Regions from separate parts of the Homo sapiens genome. Here all the other regions are linked to region 1. Evidence: chromatin loops called from intact Hi-C (ENCODE). Cell type or tissue: PC-9. All regions are shown on one strand. Region 1 holds the start of LOC124901367 (a long non-coding RNA gene). Region 2 overlaps PDSS2 (decaprenyl diphosphate synthase subunit 2). Region 3 overlaps PDSS2 (decaprenyl diphosphate synthase subunit 2). Region 4 has its middle 9.3 kb from the start of ATG5. Region 5 has its middle 17 kb from the start of BEND3.

Region 1 (4,000 bases):
TGGCTCTTGCGATAACTGACCTACTCCTGTGATGACCATTAGTCCATTCATGAGGGCAGAGCGCTCACCACCCAATCAGCTCTCAAAGGCCACACCTCACAGTGCTGTTATATTGGGGCATGAATTTCAACATGAGTTTTGAGGAGACAAACATTGGAATGGTAGCAGAAGAGATGATGCCCCCAGGCAGTCACCCACTCTCTCCTCCTTTCCCTCACAGCATTTGTAAGTTACTGGACCTTTTTATTCACTTGTCTATCTTCTCAACAAGACTGTGGGCTCTTCAAGAGAAAAGACCTCTTGTCAGTGCCTGGTGCATAATAGGTCTCAATAGATCTTAGGCCCTGCATCACTTTAATGATTCTCAAATACGTGTGCATAAGAATTACTTGAAGAATGGGTTAAATTGCAGATCCCCAGACCTCAGATTAGTGATCTTATAATCTGCATCTTTTAATAAGACTGTGTGATTCTGAGGCATTCATGTTCACAAACCACACTTCGAGAAATACAAATTTGTTCAAACATTTTATAGGTGGGGAAACAGAGGGCTGGAGATTAATTAACAGAGGGCTGCTTTCAGACTCTTGACTACTCAATGTAATGGGAGATCCTGGTGCTTTCAGATAGAACTATCTTAAATTTTTATTAATCTAATTAAGCTCATCACAGTCACAGTGATGATCATTGTTTGGAATATTAACAATGCCTTGAACGAAAATCATTGAATACCACATTTTAAAATAATAACAAGGCTTAACATGGTGGCTCACACCTGTAATCCTAGCACTTTGGGAGGCTGAGGTGGGCAGATCCCTTGAGGTCAAGAGTTTAAGACCAAGCTGGACAACATGGTGAAACCCCATCTCTACAAAAAATACAAAAATTAGCTGGGCACGGTGTCTCACATCTGTAATCCTAGCTGTCGGGAGGCTAAGGTGGGAGGATCACTTGAGCCTGGGAGGCGGAGGTTGCAGTGAGCCGAGATTGTGCCACTGCACTCCAGCCTGGATGATAGAGCTGGGTCTTGTCTCAAAAATTTTTTTTAATTAAAAAAAAAAATAGTAACAAGACTCTCTACTATTTAGTTAGATCCCTTTTCTCAAAGCGTAGGCATGCAGACACGGGGCACCCTCTCCCTCTGCTGCCATTAGTGTCTCCTTAGAATTTGAATTGTTTTTCCACTGACAACAGAACAAGTCCCTAGGGTGATTTATGCCTCCAAGGTGTCATTTGCCTCAATGGCTGTCCCCAGAGGCTGTTTGCCACAAGCTCTATTTCCAGCAGGGTGTCCTCTGACCCCTCTGACACCCACACTTTATGGTGGCAGATATAGGGCCCCAAAGTAGAACAATGTTCAGGCATCTGGCTCATGCCCGCTTTTATGAGCAAAACCTTATTTCACCTGCCAGTCTTTTGGTGAGCATTGTGTGTGCTGGTTCCTGCCTTGGGCAGCAGGTGCCACCTAGAGGGCCCTGTGACTGCCACCGTGGCTTGGCAGGGGCTGGGCAGCCTGGGTCCTGAGGAAACTCAGCGGACATCCACTGAGGGTCACACAGGCCCCTAAGCAGCCCTGACACTAAGCCACCCTGAAGCCCTGGGCGTCCGAGGAGGGGGCTGTCGGGGAACCCGGGAAGAACAATAGGAGGTGGGCCTGGTTCCTAGCACTCAGCCACCTTGCTTGACGTAATTCTGAGAGGAAATGGGCAAGAACTCTGTTTGTCGGCCACAAGGTGTCAGCAGCGGGCTGGCCAGGGGATGGCTCTGCGAGCAGGCCCAGGAGGAGCCGCAGCACGCTGAGAGGGTGTTGCTGGTTGCTCTTTGAAGTTCCTAGTTTGCAGAGACTGCTTTTCTTATTAGTGGGGGCCTGATGATTACGATACCAAAAGACCCCTCTCTGCCTTGCCTGCGGACCAGCCACATGCCTCTCTCTGCTTTCAGTTGGGTAAAATTGCCGCCGCCGGACACCTCAACCAAGCCTGAACTGCAGCTTGAAGAGCTGGATGCAGGTGGAGATTTGGGGATAACACCACACAAAGCAATGATGTAGGAGGTGTATGAAGACGGAGTAGTTCAGGACACTCCTTTTTAAAAAATTGGATATGAGTTCTGGCTTGCCTGCGCGCTAGGTGTGAATTTGAAGTCTGGGTTTGCATCCCCATCTGTAAAATAGCATGTTTCCCATCTTTCAAACGACGATATCCACAGGCTTCTTATGTGGGTCAAATGAGATCAGGTAATTTGCAAACTATGAGGTACTATACACACGTGGGTGCGATTGTTGGGGCTTATCTTTTGGCCCAAGCTGTGTCCTAGAGCTTCCTTCTGACTAGAGGAACAGACACTGAAGCACAAACGGATGGCTGACTCTTCCGAGCGGGTCATGTGCAGTCTCCGTGTGAGCTGCCAGCCATCAAGTTCCGATCCAGCCTGATAGAGTCATCTTCCAACTAGATTCTTCCTGGATGCCTTTGCATGGCTCGTGTCCAACTGGAAAGCTGGCAGTGGATGCTCGCTCTTCCCTCTTCACTGAGCCCGCTTTTCCATACTGGAAGAAGATGAAACACACATTTCAGAATGTAAGTTTTTCCTGCCGGACACTATCCCCCCTGGAGTGATGGAGAAAAATATTAGATGAAGTCAGGGGATAACTGAGTAACATACTGATTTATAAACTCATGGAATCAAATGAAAGTGTTTTTTCCACTGGTGGGGTTATTTATTATGTCCTGGCTGGACAGATCCCAGAGAGGAAGAGGCTTTGGTCCCTGAGCAATAGAAGTAGCAGGAACCAATTTTCTCCATTGCTCTGCTTTAAAAAAAAAAAAAAATAGAACTCACCTGGCTTTGAAATTCATCCCACTCATCACCTTTGGAGTGAGTGGGGACTAAGGCACAGGCCCCATCATGCTGGGATGTTGGCAAAGAAGAGATGAGGCTGCTGCTACTGGTCATTGCTCTGTGGAGCTTTTCATGTGGCCTGTTTCTTGGTGGAAATAAACTACCTGGAAAGTATATTATGAAAAACTCTGATGGGATTTTGATTGTAATTTTACTGTTTATATTAATTTGTGGAAAAGTGTCATCTTTGTGATATAAAGTTTTTCCATCCATGAACATGGTGTATCTTTCCGTTTATTCGATTTCTTTTTTGTGTGTTTCAAAGAAACCTTTTAAGTTTCTGTGTAAAGGCTTTGGGCATCTTATGTTCAATTAATTTCTAGATAAATTATAAGCTTTTTCATGCTATTGTAATGGAATCTTTAAAAATACATTTTGTTATTGTTGCTGTTATGTAGGTAAATATTTGTGTGTGTGTGTGTGTGTGTGTGTGTGTGTGTGTTGATAGAAATTGACTGAAGCCTTATCAGTTCTAATGGTTTGTTTATTGTTTTGGATTTTCTGTGTAAACAATGATATTGAATAATGCACATTTCAGCTTTTCCTTTTTAATCCTGATATATTTTGTTTCTTTTTGTTTTGTTACACTGTCAGTTAGCATCTTGAGGTCATCCTACTTGTCCTGACTTCAAGGGAAATTTTTTGGCATAAATGTTTTATTTTTAAATAATTTTAAATTTATTTTAAGAACTTGCAAAGATAGTACATAGAGTTGCCATAGACCCCTCACCCAGTGTCCTCCATTGTTAACAATTATAGAACATGGTACCCATGTCAAAACTAAGAAACCAAAACTGATGTATCAATATTCACTAAACTCTAGAGTTTATTCAGATTTCACTAGTTCTTCCGCTAATGTTCCTTTTCTGCCCCAGGATCCCATCTAGGATATCCCATTCTGTTTAGTCATCATATCTTCTTAGTCTCCCCTGGTCTATGACAGTTTTTCCTTCTTTCTTTTTCATGACCTTGACACTTTTGAGGCATATTGGTTAGGTATTTTATGGAATGTTTCTCAATTTTGAGTTTGCCTGATGTTTTTCTCATGAATAGAATGTGTTTATGGTTTTTTGGGAATAATATCAGAGCAGTGTCCTTC
Region 2 (4,000 bases), 360 kb before region 1:
CACTTTAATTTTTCTGGTATCTTATATGTCTAGTATGTGTGTCTACTCTCAAAACATCTGTAAAATATAATAAACTTTTAGACAGCAGAGGACGGATTGGTTTAATTCTTTTGCTATGGTATCCAGTATAGCTCAGGTGTAATCAGATACTTACAAAAGGTTGCTTTTTTTTTTAAATGTAAATGCCATTATATTCTAGTACAGCTATTATATATGGCTATGGTCTACAATATGGCAGATTCCTGAATGGATTGTTAGGTGGTTTTGAGGCATTTAGAGTAGCATCATGACAGCATGATAGTAATACTCATTTTCCTCTTTTAGTATAACAGATTTCTTTTTTTCGTGAATATTGGGCCTTTTTAAACAGGCCCTATATATCTACTCTGATTTAGCTTTTTAAGTGACTGCCGTTCTCCCTTCCTCAACAGTGTTTTAATTCAGCAGTATTTAACCTACCAACATTTTTCATTTAATGAACAAAAAATGTATAGACTCCAAAGCTTTTTTAAAAAACAAAACATATACTACATCTATAGCTTTGCACATATTGTGCACATAAAACTTTGTATAAATGGTTGCAGTATTATTCCTGGCTTTGAATTTTGCTTTTCTTCTACCAGAAAAAGCTTCTGGTAACCAGACGTCACAAAAGGTACAGATAATCATAAGATGTCAATCATAATACAAAAACAAGTTATATTGTTGAACTGCAGAAAAAGTAAAAGCAACTAGGCCCCATGCTGGTCACTACTGCTCTACGTTCATTTCAATACTACATGTAATTATGAATCTCAAGGAACAAACCAAGAACGAGCCTGCTGAGAGTGGAGACAGAGGAGTATGGCCAACCTCTCCTCCACGGCACCTCGCAGCAGTGTCAGAGCAGCCATTTTGTCAGTGCGTCTCTTTCTTTCCACTGCTCTAAGATCTTCAGTTTATTCATTTGCTCTCACCTCTGCCCTATTCCAGAGGGTTTAAATGGTTTAGGTATTATTAGATGATGTTCAGTAATAACAGAAAAAAAGCACAACCAGATGTGGAGGAAACATGAGACAAAGGTGTGACAAGAGATGAAGTGTGATAAACTGAGAGGGCACAAAATGGGAGGGGGCCAGGGAGAGCCCCAGAGTGATGAGGGAATAGTATGAACTACAGACTTTAATGTAGCTCCCAGAAATAAAGGCTTCTTCTGTATGTGATGAGCCTATTTTATCTCAAAATGTAAAGCTGTCTGAATTTTAGGTTTGATGACCATGTGTTCTGCAAAGACAGCATATAGATTACAACCGTGCCTGACCTCCCAGTTTTAGGAACAAAGTGGAATTCTGTCACTGGACACCATCAGGGCTTTGGGTTACATCTCCAACTCCTTATTCTATGGATAAAAATAAAAGCTCCCAATATAATATTCATAATTTATAACAATAACATGCAGATCACCTTTTACCGTTTGAAAATGGCACCAAATTAGTAATGGTCACCATTTCTACAGCAAAAAATAATGTGAGCACTTTACTGCTTGATGGTACTGTTAGATTAGTGGTCCCCAGTTTGGGGTACGCAGATCTTTAAGGGTTATTTACAGTAGGTAACAAGTTCTTCACAGAGGTGAGTAATTTTCCCTTTCCAAAATGTCGAAGGAAAGCAATGTATTCCCCCTCCCCCCAGATAAAGTAACATCTGTTAACAAAATTTTTAATTTTCTTTAATTTTGTACTCATTAATAAGATGCGACAGTGGTTATCTTGTGGTCATCAGAAGCTCAGATTGGCAGTTACAAGTGTATCTAATAAAATGGAAAATCATATAATGATGATTTTATATATAAAGTGCCTGGTAAAGACGCTTTTTTAAACAGGGGTGGGAGAATAACAAAAGGAATCCTGAGCGGTAAACAGGTGGGGAGGTTATCATAATGAAGTATATACTGGCTAATTTCCCTCCACTTCTCCTTGACCGCCCCGCTTCTTTCACCAAGGCAGTCTAAGAGGAAGTAGCTATCTACTTCAACAACAGCTCTAACAGGAGACCAGAAGAGGTCAGCGGAGAGCAGTGCTAGGCACCCATCCTCCCACCCAGAGGGCTGAGCTCCAGAAGATCCCAGGTCTCTGTTTACTCAAAAAAGAAGCAACTATGAAAACAGAACAAATTGTTTTATTCAATTTTTTACTTTGACACAATCAGAGATGACCTATAAGTCTGTTGTAATGGTTAGCTTAAAAAAAAAAGATCTGAAGTAGAAAATGAAAAAATTTTCCTTATATACCAAAAAGTTCCCTGAAGAAGACAATAAAAATGATAATGCCTTGATAGTGACATAATCTTATTTTCTCTGAGATAGCTAGCAATCCATTATTTCTTAAAAACATGAGTTGCAGGTGCACAAAAATTCCCATTTAAATATACTCAGTTCATCGGCCGGGCACGGTGGCTCACGCCTGTAATTCTCAGCACTTTGGGAGGCCAAGGTGGGTGGATTGCCTGAGCTCAGGAGTTCAAAACCAGCCTAGGCAACATGGTGAAACCCCATCTCTACTAAAAACACAAAAAATTAGCTGGGCCTGGTGGCAGGCGCCTGTAATCCCAGCTACTTGGGAGGCTGAGGCAGGAGAATCACTTGAACCCAGGAGACAGAGGTTGCAGTGAGCCGAGATTGTGCCATTGCACTCCAGCCTGGGTGACAGAGTGAGACTATGTTAAAAAAGAAAATATATATATATACACACACACACACACACATACACACACACACACACTACACACACACTCAGTATCTGATTATTTGTGCTATGGAAAAAAGAATGTGCAATTACTAAGAACTGGTCAAGTACTACAGAGTCCCTGGTTTCTAAATTAATTCTAAAATCGGAAAGTGGAAAAATTAAACATGTTTTTTGAATGTTTTAAATATTTAAATATAAATGTTTCTTCTCTTATACCTTCAGGGAGTGTAAACCAAATAGAAAGTTTCCCCTACTCCCCACATTTAAAGCTGAAGAATTAGAAGGAAAACACACTATATAAACTTTTAAACACCAGCTGTAGTGTTTTTACTTGCCTTCCTCAGAACTTCCTTCATTGAAGGTACAGTACCTAAAAACCAGCTTTTGCTACGTTCCCACGCAAATAGAGGTCATGATCTGGGGTGTTCTGATTGACTATAAACTTGTAGTAGTATACCAGGCACAGAAAGAATGGCAACCACAAAAGACAACGTGGTACCTGACGTTAGGGGCCTTATGAATTTAATAAGGGCATTGATAAAATTAGAAAATGCTAAGGAAAGACCTAAAATGGATGAATATATTCAACAGATAACAGAGAGGTCCAAGTTACCTTGCCTACCCCTCTAATTGTTTTTGAGGAAGATCAACTTTCAGCCAAAGCGCTGCAGACAATATAAAACAAAGTTTGCATAAAGTACCTTTGAAAATAACAAGCTGCCTATAAACCGTTGCAGACGTGTCAGTAACAAAGGTTTTGCAAAGTTAAAGCCCTAAATTGAATTAAACCCTAATAATTTTGTATTATTACATTTTCATTCCCTGACAATTCTGATTTTTCAGCTTACTGTTTTTGTTAAATTTAAATTGGTCTGGTCTATCTATAGAGAGAGATAAAAAAGCAAATCCCTATTTTTTAAAGTTCTGAGTTGAATGGTATAAAATTAAATACAGAAATGCATTTTAAGTGCAAAGTATCCTTCCACTGTTGCCAGAAAACAAGTAACAAAGAGGAGTTAAGTAATTTAACAGCCATATTTTCTCACTCGCCTTCATTGGGAACACAGTCGTTTGCATGGCATAATAAGCTGTAAATTATAAACATTTTTACATAGCCTGCTGCAAAGAAAAGTCTGCCAGCTTTCTACTATATTGGATAGTGTTCAAGTGATTAACTATAGCTTTGGAAAAAAGGGGTGGAAACTTGTTTTGCGTCGCAGTTTGTTGGTTCTCACGTACAGCCTCAAAAAAATCCATTACATCATTATTTGCAA
Region 3 (4,000 bases), 500 kb before region 1:
TTATATGGTTTAGAGGTATTTATATATAGTTTAAATAATTTTACTGGTACACTTAAAATTGACCTAATTGTTGACAGAATGGCAGAGAAGAACTGAGACAAAGTAGTGCTTGCTATGTCAAGGAGTGAAGGTCAATTTGGATGACAGAGTGAGACCCTGTCTCAAAAAAAAACCAAAAAAACCTGCATTTCAGGGTATGAGCAGACATGCCTGCTCTCAAAATGTAATTAAATGAGACAAAATGGACGAAGTAATTCTTTTTTTTTTTTCTATTTTCTTTACATGTATCTGCTGAAACACGTAATGTAATTCTTTTTTTTTTTTTTTTTGGGAGACAGGGTCTCACTCTCACTCAGGCTGGAGTGCAGTGTTGCAATCTTGGCTCACTGCAACCTCTGCCTCTCGGGTTCAAGTGATTCTTGTGCCTCAGCCTCCCGAGTAGCTGAGATTACAGGCATGTGCCACTGTGCCTGGCTAATTTTTGTATTTTTAGTAGAGACGGGGTTTTGCCATGTTGGTCAGGCTGGTCTCAAACTCAAACTCCTGATCCCAGGTGATCCGCCCGCCTTGGCTTCCCAAATTGCTGGGATTACAGGCGTGAGCCACCATGCGCAGCCTGTAATTCTTAATTTATAAACTTGCATCAACATTTGATAGGTTTGGCATTTGAGGTTAGTAATATAGAATTATATTACATTTAGGATTAATTTCACAGGAAAAGCAATCACTGCCTCTTGGTTGTCATGTCTTCCAAAGGAATATTTGGTGATTTATAAATAATCATGGATTTATCCATATTCTGATTCAAAGTTAATTTTTAATTTTAGTATCATATTCCAAAGAGAAACTTAATTCTACACATTGAAATTCAAAAGCAAAACTGGGACTGTAAAGCTTTTTAGCAAACTCTGTAATAGAAATTCAACAAGCAAAACATGTCATAGGCTGTAGACTGCAGCAATGAGCCACTCTTGCCTGTAGCTTTTTTAGGAGTGAATCAATAAATAGTAAGCTCTGTAATCTCATGACAAATACTAAGCTGGTTATTTAATTAAAAAGAATACTGTGGGATGAGAGCATTCACATCATGTAGGAATCAAATAGTCCTGGGGGTATTTGAGGAATATATAAACTATGTTAAGAGTGAGTTTCGGTTTCTGTTATTTTACTTGAATCCCTATCTTACTTATACATTTCTTATATCCTTCTCATGTTCCAATTTTCATGTGCTTTAGTATTTGGATGCTGATACCTAGGGACCACTTGCCCCAAACTACCACTATCATCATCCATGTGATCCTAGATTCCTAGCATCCTAAAATACATCCTGATATAAGATGAGTTTAAAACACATTTATAATTTCACAAGAAAGCACCTCAAACGACAGAGAAATTCTATCTACATTTATTAATGAAATAAATGTAGGCTTCAGCCACGTCTTCTAGGTAGGTTGCATCAGTGTGGGGGCCAATGTATGAGGTGAAGAATGTATATTTACTCTGTGCCATGTAAGTGTAATCATATCTGCAAGATTAACAGCTCTTCCAAATGTAGGAGGTCTCTACGCTATGGTGTTATGGAAGGTGTATTTGTTAACTTAGATTGTGCCTCTTTCAAGAGAATGATGATCAGAGTTTGTTTTAAATGGTTATTATCTATAAAACTTTCTTTTCAAAAGTGAAGCATGCTTATCAGCTTAAAGTCACAATAATTATTACACTGGTTCAGCAAACATAAATCCTAGCACAGTCATTTATTAGACAATCACATTTCTGAGACCAGAATTATGTTAGATTATAGACTAATACACACCGTTTTCTGGATGCTTGCAAGATCAGAGCCTGAATACAACAACAACTTTTTGTAGTATGTCTAAAGCACTTTGAGAAGCAGGATGGTGGTAAAGAATACACACTGCTGCTGGGCGAAGTGGCTCACATCTGTAATCCCAGCACTTTGGGAGGCTGAGGTGGGCGGATCACTTGAGGACAGGAGTTCGAGGCCAGCCTGGCCAACATAGTGAAACCCTGTCTCTTAAAAAAAACAAATAACAAAAGAGAATACACATTGTGAAGTCAGCAGACCTGAGTAGAATCTTGACCCTGTGAGATAATTGTGTGGACACTGTTAGGTTATTTGAGCTCTTCTCTATAAAAAGAGGGGATTCACAGAATTCGATAGAACCATTTGATTAAGGTGTTTAGTGTGTGTCTTAAACAGTGTACGCTGCAAAGCACGCATACAATGGCATGCATCTTAAAGAAAGTACAGCACATAGAAAGGTCTACCCATTTTTCTGACAGCTGCACACAAATCTTAGGAATCAATTAAAGATACAGGTTAGCATAATCTTCTTAGATCCAGGATAGGGAGATCTTCCACAGGGGGCACCATTGCGCTACACACTAATCAATCTTCAGAGGTACAGCTTTGGTTTTATTATGATTTAGTTAAGATCCTTCTTCTTCTTTTTTTTTTTAGATGGAGTTTCACATTGTTGCCCAGGCTGGAGTGCAGTGGTGTGATCTCAGCTCACTGCTGCCTCTGCCTCCCGGGTTCAAGCGATTCTCCTGCCTCTGCCTCCTGAATAGCTGGGATTATAGGTGCCCGCCATTACGCCTAGCTAATTATTGTATTTTTAGTAGAGACGGGGTTTCACCATGTTGGTCAGGCTGGTCTCAAACTCCTGGCCTCGTGATTCGCCCGCCTCGGCCTTCTTACAGGAGTGAGCCACAGCATCCGGCCTTAGCTAAGATCTTTCATCAAGCCAGAATGTCAAGGACTCGGGGGAAAAGGACAGAATCTACTCACCTACAATCTTTAGTAACATTTCACACTTCACTGAGCTATGCTGCAGGTCCCATGATCTCTACTGTTACCTAAGTAATTCTGTTTGAAAACTGAGGGACATAGCCACCTTGTTATTTCAGGAAAGATGGTTAAGTACATTATCAGGGATCAATACTCTGATGTGGTAAGTGGGGAGGCTGAGTAGTGCTTGGAGACACTGCATAGGAAATATAGAGGAATGGCTTCAGATGTACCAACTGAATCAACTACAGCTTTCTGATGGCTCAAACAGCTTCAAATCACAAAAATTCTTAATTCAACACAAAATCCGACAGCAGGATTAGTGTATGACTGTGGAAATATGAATCTAGGTAACGATATCTTCTAACTTACTAAAACTACGTTCAGTATCTATACAGAGGTGCCTCTCTTTTCACTCAAAAACCATAATTTTGGGAAACCCATGCCTCTCCACTATATTTTATGACAAGGAAAGAGATAGTGTTCCCTTCAGATCCACTTTAAAACAGTTTTAATGGACTAAACAGGCTTTTCTATAGGGACAGAGGGCTCTATCTTCGACATAAAGACATACAGGCTCTCCTGGTGCACAGGTGGCTTCTGACACCACAAACTGGGAGCAATAATTGAATCCAGCTATCCCACAGTGCAGAGCATCCACCCGCAGAGCCAGCCTGAAGGGCATTTCTAGTTAGCTTTCCAGATAAGACTCAAAAGATTACCCCAATTGAATCTCTCTGCCTCAACCCAGGGGGTGAGAGGCATTGAGGATGTAATCATTTGATTAAAAATATACTTGGGGGGATATAAGAGGAACAAAGGTGGAATTAAATATTCCTTATGAATTAGAAGAACAGAGGTTAGGCAAAAACGCGCAGTATCTTGGGTCATCATTCATTCATTCATTCGACAGTCAGTCAACAAATATTTATTGGGTACCTATCCTGCACCAGGTGCTGTAGTAGGCTTTCACGGTGCAATGGTGAGCAAACTCAAGACACCATTCCATGCTTACCGTCAAGAACTGGTCTTCATCAACGATCTAAGCCTGACTTAGCTTCCTGATAAATATTAGATATTATGTAGATATGTAATTTTTAGGGGTCAGTAATACAAAATGGTAAATTGAAGAGTGGGAGAGACTGCCCCACTAAATATTGTTATGAGCTAAATAATGTAAACTTTTAC
Region 4 (4,000 bases), 1.3 Mb before region 1:
GTGGTAGAAATAGCAATAACTGTAACTAGAAGTGAGCCTGAAGATGTGACTGAATTACTGCAATCTCATTGTAAAATTTTAACAGATGAGGAGCTACATCTTATGGGTGAACAAAGAAAATGGTTTCTTGAGATAGAATCTACTCCTGGTGAAGATACTGTGAACACCGTTGAAATGACAACCAAGGATGTAGAATATTCCATAAACTTAGCTGATAAAGCAGCAACAGAGTTTGAAAGGATTGACCCTAATTTTGAAAGAAGTTCTAGTGTGAGTAAAATGCTATCAAACAGCATCACATGCTACAGAGAAATCTTTTATGAAGAGCCAATTACTGTGGTAATCTTCATTGTCTTATTTTAAGAAATTGTTGCAGCCACCCCAACTTTCAGCAATCACCACCCAGATCAGTCAGCAACCATCAGCATTGAGGCAAGACCCTCTAACAGCAAAAAGATTACCACTTACTGAAGGCTCAGATGATGGTTAGCAATTTTTAGCAATAAAGTATATATATTTTTTGAGACAGGGTCTCACTCTGTCGCCTAGGCTGGAGTGCAGTGGCATAATCATGGCTCACTGTAGCCTTGATCTCCCAGGCTCAAGCGATCCTCCTGCCTTAGCCTTCCAAGTAGCTGGGACCACAAGGACATGCCACTATGCTTGGCTAACTTTTAATTTTTTTGTAGATATGGGGTCTTGCTATGTGGCTCAGGCTGGTCTTGAACTCCTGGATTCAAGCAATCCTCCCACCTCAGACTCCCAAAGTGTTGGGATTACAGGTGTGAGCCACCATCCCTGGCTAAACCATTTTTAAATTAAGGTATATACATTTGTTTTTTAGACAATACTATTGCACTCTAAATAGACTACCTTATAGTACCTATAATATAAACATTAATTTTTATACGCATTGGAAAACCAAAAGAATTGTGTTACTTTTTAGCACTCTTTATTTTATTGCAATGGTCTGAAACCAAACCCTCAATATCTTGAAGGTACGCCGGTATATATTTTAAAAATCACAATTTGGAGCAGCTTTTCTGTGACTACCGTGTGAACTCTACAACACCGTATGCAATTCTATCACCGTTACAGATAAAATGTAGGGTTCCATTGAAAAATAGCGTGTTATAAGACACTATATGTATAACTCCAGTTACTGAATCTTCTCTACCTGTCTACACAGATGGATTCCACAGGGTTAAATTAAAGAAATATGCCAAATATTATTTAGAGATACGTATACACTCAAAACTATTTTTTTTTTTTTTTTTTGAGACGGAGTCTCGCTCTGTCGCCCAGGCTGGAGTGCAGTGGCGCGATCTCGGCTCACTGCAAGCTCCGCCTTCCGGGTTCATGCCATTCTTCTGCCTCAGCCTCCGGAGTAGCTGGGACTACATGCGCCCGCCACCATACCCAGCTAATTTTTTGTATTTTTAGTAGAGACGGGGTTTCACCATGCTAGCCAGGATGGTCTCGATCTCCTGACCTGGTGATCCGCCCGCCTTGGCCTCCCAAAGGACTACGATTACAGGCGTGAGCCACCGTGCCTGGCCTACACTCATAACTATTATGGATTTGTGTTCTAATTTTTCATCCTATAAATTAATATTGTCTTAAAAAAATCTTTGTATCAGATTTTTTTACTGTTTCCATATGAATTTTTTTCTGTAAAAAGCTCCAGGCTCAGTATGGTGGCTCACGCTTGTAGTCCCAGTACTTTGAAAGGCCAAGGCAGAAGAATTGCTTGAGATCAGGAGTTTGATACCAGCCTTGTCAACACAATGAGATCCCATCACTACAAAACATTTTTAAAATTAGCTGGGCATGATGGTGCCTGCCTGTAATCCTAGATACTCAGGAGGCCGAAGTGGGAAGATTCCTTGAGCCCAGGAGTCTGTGGCTACAGTGAGCTATGATTGCACCACTGCACTCCACCCTGGGCAACAGAGTGGGACACTGTCTCTTAAAAAAAAAAACAAAAAAAACTCTTAATAAAGTCTAGGATGAATCAGCCAGGCAGTTTTTCAGTCTGTTTTTTTCAATGAACATCAGAAAGAAAAATAATCTGGGAAGTGTAAAACTGAAGGACAAGTCTTTAAAAAAAAAAAGTAAAAATAAAAATAGCCTGATTTCTAAAATAGTAAAATAGATTCTTGCAATAATGCGTTGTTGTCAACAGGTGTCACTGTCTACCAGAGGTAAAGCTCAGAGCTCCCCAGCCAGCAAGGCCAGCCAACAGCACCCTCAATGAGGTAAAGATAGGCCAGGTGCGGTGGCTCACGCATGTAATTCCAGCACTTTGGGAGGCCCAGGCAGGTGGATCACATGAGGTCAGGAGTTTGAGAGCAGCCTGGCCAACATGGCAAAACCCTGTCTCTACAAATAAACAAATTAGCTGGGCATTGTGGTGTGTGCCTGTAATCCCAGCTACTCAGGAGGCTGAGGTAGGAGAATTGCTTGAACCCTGGAGGCAGAGGTTGCAGTAAGCTGAGATCGCATCACTGGACTCCAGCCTGGGCAACAGAGCTAGACTCTGCTAAAAAAAAAAAAAAAAAAAAAAAAAAAAAAAAAAAAAAAAAAAAAAAAAAAAAGATGTAAAGATAGTGTTTCCCAGTAGGAAACATCTGGTTATTGTAAAAGATCTTGTGAAATCCTAAAAACGTTCTCACAACAAAATTATTTTAATTTCCAAAAAAAAAAGGCTTCTAAACCTTGTGAATATTAACTCACATTCTCTTTTTTTTTTTTTTTTTTTTTTTGAGACAGAGTCTCACTCTGTTGCCCAGGCTGGAGTGCAGTGGCGCGATCTTGGCTCACTGCAAGCTCCACCTCCCAGGTTCATGCCATTCTCCTGCCTCAGCCTCCCAAGTAGCTGGGACTACAGGCGCCCATCACCACGCCCGGCTAATTTTTTTTTGTATTTTTAGTAGAGACGGGGTTTCACTGTGTTAGCCAGGATGGTCTCAAACTCCTGACCTCGTGATCCGCCCTCCTCGGCCTCCCAAAGTGCTGGGATTACAGGCGTGAGCCATCGCGCCCAGCCTCATATTCTCTTTCAAATCCATCCCCTTTCCCTCACATTCTCTCATTGGTTTGATTTGGATCATCGGCTTGTGCAGCAGAGCAGAGTGGTTGAGATATGAACTCTTAAATTCTTGCTCTGACATCTATTACCTATATGGCCACAGACAAATGAGTTAACCAGGACTGGCTACATAATTTCTGATGCCCAGGGCAAAATGAAAACGAGGGCCCTTTGTTTAAAAATTAAGAATCTCAAGATGGAGACAGCAGAGCATGAAAGCCGGTGCCAGGCCTTGTGCAACTGAACAGGTCGCATGCACAAGAACTTAGCTCTTATGTAACTTTTCCAAGCCTCCACTTTTCCATTTTCCTCAAGCTAAAATAAGGAAAATGATAGCACCTGCCTCGTGGACTTGTGAGGATTAAGTGAAATGATGCACATAAAACGTTTATCGCAGTGCTTGGCACATAGTAAGCTCTCAATAAATAGGAGCTGCTGTTTTTATGTCCTTCACTAGACTGTATGCCTCTCCTCCCCTGTGCCAATCCATTTTACAACCTGCTGCCAGAGTAATCTTCTTTAGCACAGTTCTGATTATGCCCCTGCCCTATTTTTATAAAAACTAAATCTTCACTGCCTACAGAACAAAATCCAAATCTAACCCGAATCCACTTTTCCAGCTCCTCTCTCGTCAGCTGTCTGGCTCCCTGGTCTCTCTCTGAGCTCGGTCCTCACATCCCTGTGCCTTTGCTTACCATGTTCATTCTGCTAGAAATGTCCTTTCCCCAGGGCTGGGGGGAAATATACAGGGATCTAAGTCACAGATCTGCCTTGGAATTGCTTACAACCTAAACTGGGAAACAGAGCATTATACAAGAGATGTAGCAAAGCACAAGGCAGGAGTGGTCAAGGGAAAAAGTGTCATAAAAGCTCAGAAGGAGCAAAAGTCTTGACTAAAATGGCACTTTT
Region 5 (4,000 bases), 540 kb before region 1:
GCACTCCAGCCTGGGCGACAGAGAGAGACTCCATCTCAAAAAAAAATAAATAAAATAAAATAAAATTTCATGGCATTGATGCAATAGGGTAAACAGCCTCTGGATGGATTTCTCACCTTTGCATGTTTACCTTTTTTTTTTTTCTGCTTGAATTTCAATTAGTCTTAGCCTAACAATGGCTTTTTTTTTTTTTTTTTTTTTAGACAGAGTCTTGCTCTGTCGCCCAGACTGGAGTGCAGTGGCGTAATCTTGGCTCACTGCAATCTCTGTCTCCTGGGCTTAAGTGTTCCTCCTGCCTCAGCCTCCTGAGTAGCTGGGACTACAGGAGCGTGCCACCATGCCCAGCTAATTTTTGTATTTTTAGTAGAGACGGGGTTTCATCATGTTGGCCAGGCTGGTCTTGAACCCCTGCCCTCAAATGATCCGCCCAACTTGGCCTTTCAAAGTGTTGGCCACTGTGCTCGGCCCAATAATGGCTTCTTATAGCCAACCAAAACAAATGGAGTACACAAAAGCTCTAAAATAAAAAATACAGTGCTACTATATTCTAAGCATTCAAGAGCTCCTTGATAAGCACAATAAAACCCCATGATAATGCCCTCATCAAAAATATGATTTCATTTTATTTATTTATTTTTGAGACCGTGTCTTGCTCTGTCACCCAGGCTGGAGTATGGTGGTGTGATCATGGCTCACTACAGCTTCACCTCCTGGGCTCAAATGATACTCCCACCTCAGCCTCCTGAGTAGCTGGGACTATAGGCACACACCGCCATGCCTGGCTAATTTTTTGATTTTTTGTAGAGACAGTCTCACTATGTTGCCCAGGCTGGTCTCAAACTCCTGGGTTCAAGTGATACCCCTACCTTGGCCTTTCAAAGTGCTGGGATTACACGCATGAGCTACTGTACCCGGCCAAAAATAAAATTTGTTTTTTTTCTTTTGAGATGGAGTCTTGCTCTGTCGCCAGACTGGAGAGCAGTGGTGCAATCTCGGCTCCCTATAACCTCCGCCTCCTGGGTTCAAGTGATTCTCCTGCATCAGCCTCCCCAGTAGCTGGGACTGCAGGTGCCCAGCACCATGCCTAGCTAATTTTTGTTTTTTTAGTAGAGACAGGTTTCACCATTTTGGCCAAGCTGGTCTTGAACTCCTAACCTCAGGTGATCTGCCCCCCTTGGCCTCCCAAAGTGCTGGGATTACAGGCGTGAGCCACCGTGCCCGGCCAAAAATATAATTTTAGATATGATGCAGAATTGACAGCTGGCTCCCATTCCCTGCCTAGCCCCTAAACAGGGCAGGTAGAGGGAGGTCTTAGAGAGGAGGCCAAGGCCATAAAGATAGGGAAAAGGCATGTGAACTTGTTTCAGAGAGAGAAGAGGTGAGGGGTAAATCTCGTCCTAATTATTCTCCCAGCTGAATCTGGCCAACTAACTGGGACATTTCCCAAATCGCTAATGTTATCCTGCAGCTTCTGCACTCAGAATTGTCCCCAGTAGGCCGGGCATGGTGGCTCACACCTATAATCTCAGCAGTTTGGGAGGCCGAGGAGAGCAGATCACAAGGTCAGGAGTTCAAGACCAGCCTGGCCAATATGGTGAAACCCTGTCGCTACTAAAAATACAAAATTACCTGGGCATGGTGGTGTGTGCCTGTAGTCCTAGCTACTCTGGAGGCTGAGACAGAAGAATCGCTTGAACTGGGTAGGCGGAGGTTGCAGTGAGCCGAGATCGCACCACTGCACTCCAGCCTGGTGACAGAACAAGACTCTGATTCAAAAACAACAACAAAGAAAACAGGATGTTTAGCCAGGTGCGGTGGCTCATGCCTGTAATCCCAGCCCTTTGGGAGGCCGAGGTGGGTAGATCACCTGAGTTCGGGAGTTTGAGACTAGCCTGACCAACATGGAGAAACCCTGTCTCTACTAAAAAAACCCCACAAAATTAGCCAAGCTTGGTGGTGCGTGCCTGTAATCCCAGCTACTTGGGAGGCTGAGGCAGAAGAATCGCTTGAACCTGGGAGGTGGAGGTTGCAGTGAGCCGGGATCACGCCATTGCACTCCAGGTTGGGTAACAAGAGTGAAATTCCGTCTCCAAAAAAAAAAAAATTGTCCCCATTAATATTTAACTTGGGGCCGACCACCACCACCAGGTGGCATCAAATCACAACTGAGTCTGGCATGAATTTATTTTTGATTTATTTAAAAATTTTTTGGTAGAGACAGGGTATTGTTATGCTGCCCAGGCTGGTCTTAGACCCCTGGGCTCAAGCGATCCACCCGCCTCAGCCTCCCAAAGTGCTGAGATTACAAGCCTGAACTGCTGTGCCTGACCTGGCATGAATTTAGATAGGGCAGTTAGCTCCCAAATTCCTCACAGCTAGCTAGACTGACCCACAATGGTCATTTTGTTGTTAACCCTGCAAGAAATTGTAACCTTCCATTTCATATGACTGATTTATTTGGATCTCAGTTATAATTACAATTACAATTATAATTACAATAGGATTTACTGTATTAATTTATAACCAATAATTGATGAAAGTACTCTCTTAGTAAACTAAAGGCCAAAGAATATTAAATTAGACATTGTACTAATTATTTTGTGCTAATTATACATATACATATTATATATATAAAATATTTATACACACATATACAGAATGCTCGCTTTGGCAGCACATATACTAAAACTGGAATGATGCAGAGATTAGCATGGCCTCTGCACAAGGATGACACTTTTATTTAACTTTGCAAAAAAAAAAAAATTAAGAAAACCAATAAACACACACACACACACACACACACACACACCCCCCTCATAGCTTGAGTTTATTTATTTTTTGAGACAGGTCTCACTCTGTCACCCAGACTGGAGTGCAGTGGTGCAATCTTGGCTCATTGCAACCTCTGCCTCCCGGGTTCAAGCAATTCTCCTTCCTCAGCCTCCCGAGTAGCTGGGATTACAGACATGCACCACTACTGCCTGGCTATTTTTTTTTTTTCTATTTTTAGTAGAGACGGGGTTTCTACTAAAACCCCGTTTAGTAGAAACGGGGTTTTTTTTAGTAGAGACGGGGTTTCTCCATGTTGGTCAGGCTCATCTCGAACTCCCGAACTCAGGTGATCCACCCACCTCGGCCTCCCAAAGGGCTGGGATTACAGGCATGAGCCACCGCACCCGGCTAAACATCCTGTTTTCTTTTTTGTTGTTGTTTTTGAATCAAAGTCTTGTTCTGTCACCAGGCTGGAGTGCAGTGGTGCCATGTTGGCCAGGCTGGTCTCAAACTCCTGACCCCAAACAATCCACACTGCTCGGCCTCCCAAAGTGTTGGTATTATAGGCGTGAGCCACCGCACTCAGCCCAGTTTATTATATTACTGAAATTTTCAGGCTGGGCATGGTGGCTCACACCTGTAATACCAGCACTTTGGGAGGCTGAAGCTGGAGGAACACCTGAGCTCAGGAGTTCAAGACCTGCCTGGACAATAAAGTGAGACCCCATCTCTACAAAGATTACACAAATTAGCTGGGCATGGGCGTACATACCTGTAGTCCCAGCTACTCAGGTGGCTGAGGTGTGAGGGTTGCTTGAGCCCAAGAGGTCAAGGCTGTAGTGAGCTATGATCATGCCATTGCACTTTAGCCTGAGCAACAGAGTGAGACTCTCTCAAAAAAACCCAAAATAGACAAAGAAAAAATGAAGGCTGGCCATGGTGGCTCACACACGTAATCCTAGCACTTTGGGAGGCTGAGGTGAGAAGACTGCTTTAGCCCAGGAATTTGAGACCAGCCTGGGCAACATGGCGAAACCTCTTCTCTACAAAAACTTACAAAAATTTGCTGGGTGTGGTGGTGTGTGCCTGTAGTCCCAGCTACTCGGGAGGCTGAGGTGGGAGGATTGCTTGAGCCTGGGAGGTCGAGGCTGCAGTGAGCCATGATCACACCACTGCACTCCAGCCTGGGAGACAGACTGATACCCTGCCTCAAAAAAAAAAAAAAAAA

What was found. Hi-C counts contacts between places; a loop is a spot of excess contacts. Peaks named below come from ENCODE experiments on the same cell type or tissue, not always from the same donor. Only the 100,000 strongest peaks of a DNase experiment are listed, where the experiment ranks them.
Region 2: a loop joins it to region 1, with 18 times the contacts of the local background. A loop is called at or near these places in 28 of 110 quality-filtered maps.
Region 3: a loop joins it to region 1, with 9 times the contacts of the local background. A loop is called at or near these places in 4 of 110 quality-filtered maps.
Region 4: it touches region 1 in a loop (9-fold over the local background); 3 of 110 quality-filtered maps call a loop at or near these places.
Region 5: it touches region 1 in a loop (11-fold over the local background); 12 of 110 quality-filtered maps call a loop at or near these places.

What each region holds. Positions count from the first base shown.
Region 1 is chr6:107,673,783-107,677,782 of GRCh38, forward strand. LOC124901367 (a long non-coding RNA gene) reads left to right here and starts at 1,089. Exons shown (of 2, transcript XR_007059694.1): 1 at 1,089-2,579. RefSeq lists enhancers at 1-46, 944-1,525, 1,526-2,106, 1,640-1,839. In PC-9, CTCF peaks have their summits at 1,636 and 1,840; DNase peaks (open chromatin) are centred at 1,449 and 1,739; H3K4me3 peaks cover 420 bases.
Region 2 is chr6:107,316,285-107,320,284 of GRCh38, forward strand. All of the region lies in intron 2 of PDSS2 (decaprenyl diphosphate synthase subunit 2), which reads right to left. Among named protein-coding and RNA genes, the nearest start is that of PDSS2, 140 kb to the right of the region's middle. In PC-9, a CTCF peak has its summit at 2,055 (motif pointing right); no DNase peak of the experiment used is centred here.
Region 3 is chr6:107,176,820-107,180,819 of GRCh38, forward strand. The region is part of intron 7 of PDSS2 (decaprenyl diphosphate synthase subunit 2); the gene reads right to left. Among named protein-coding and RNA genes, the nearest start is that of BEND3, 63 kb to the left of the region's middle. In PC-9, CTCF peaks have their summits at 2,367 and 2,676; no DNase peak of the experiment used is centred here.
Region 4 is chr6:106,333,016-106,337,015 of GRCh38, forward strand. No RefSeq gene overlaps it. Among named protein-coding and RNA genes, the nearest start is that of ATG5, 9.3 kb to the left of the region's middle. In PC-9, CTCF peaks have their summits at 2,184 and 2,387; a DNase peak (open chromatin) is centred at 2,216.
Region 5 is chr6:107,130,413-107,134,412 of GRCh38, forward strand. It overlaps the pseudogene RNU6-1299P. Among named protein-coding and RNA genes, the nearest start is that of BEND3, 17 kb to the left of the region's middle. In PC-9, CTCF peaks have their summits at 2,164 (motif pointing right) and 2,366; a DNase peak (open chromatin) is centred at 2,119.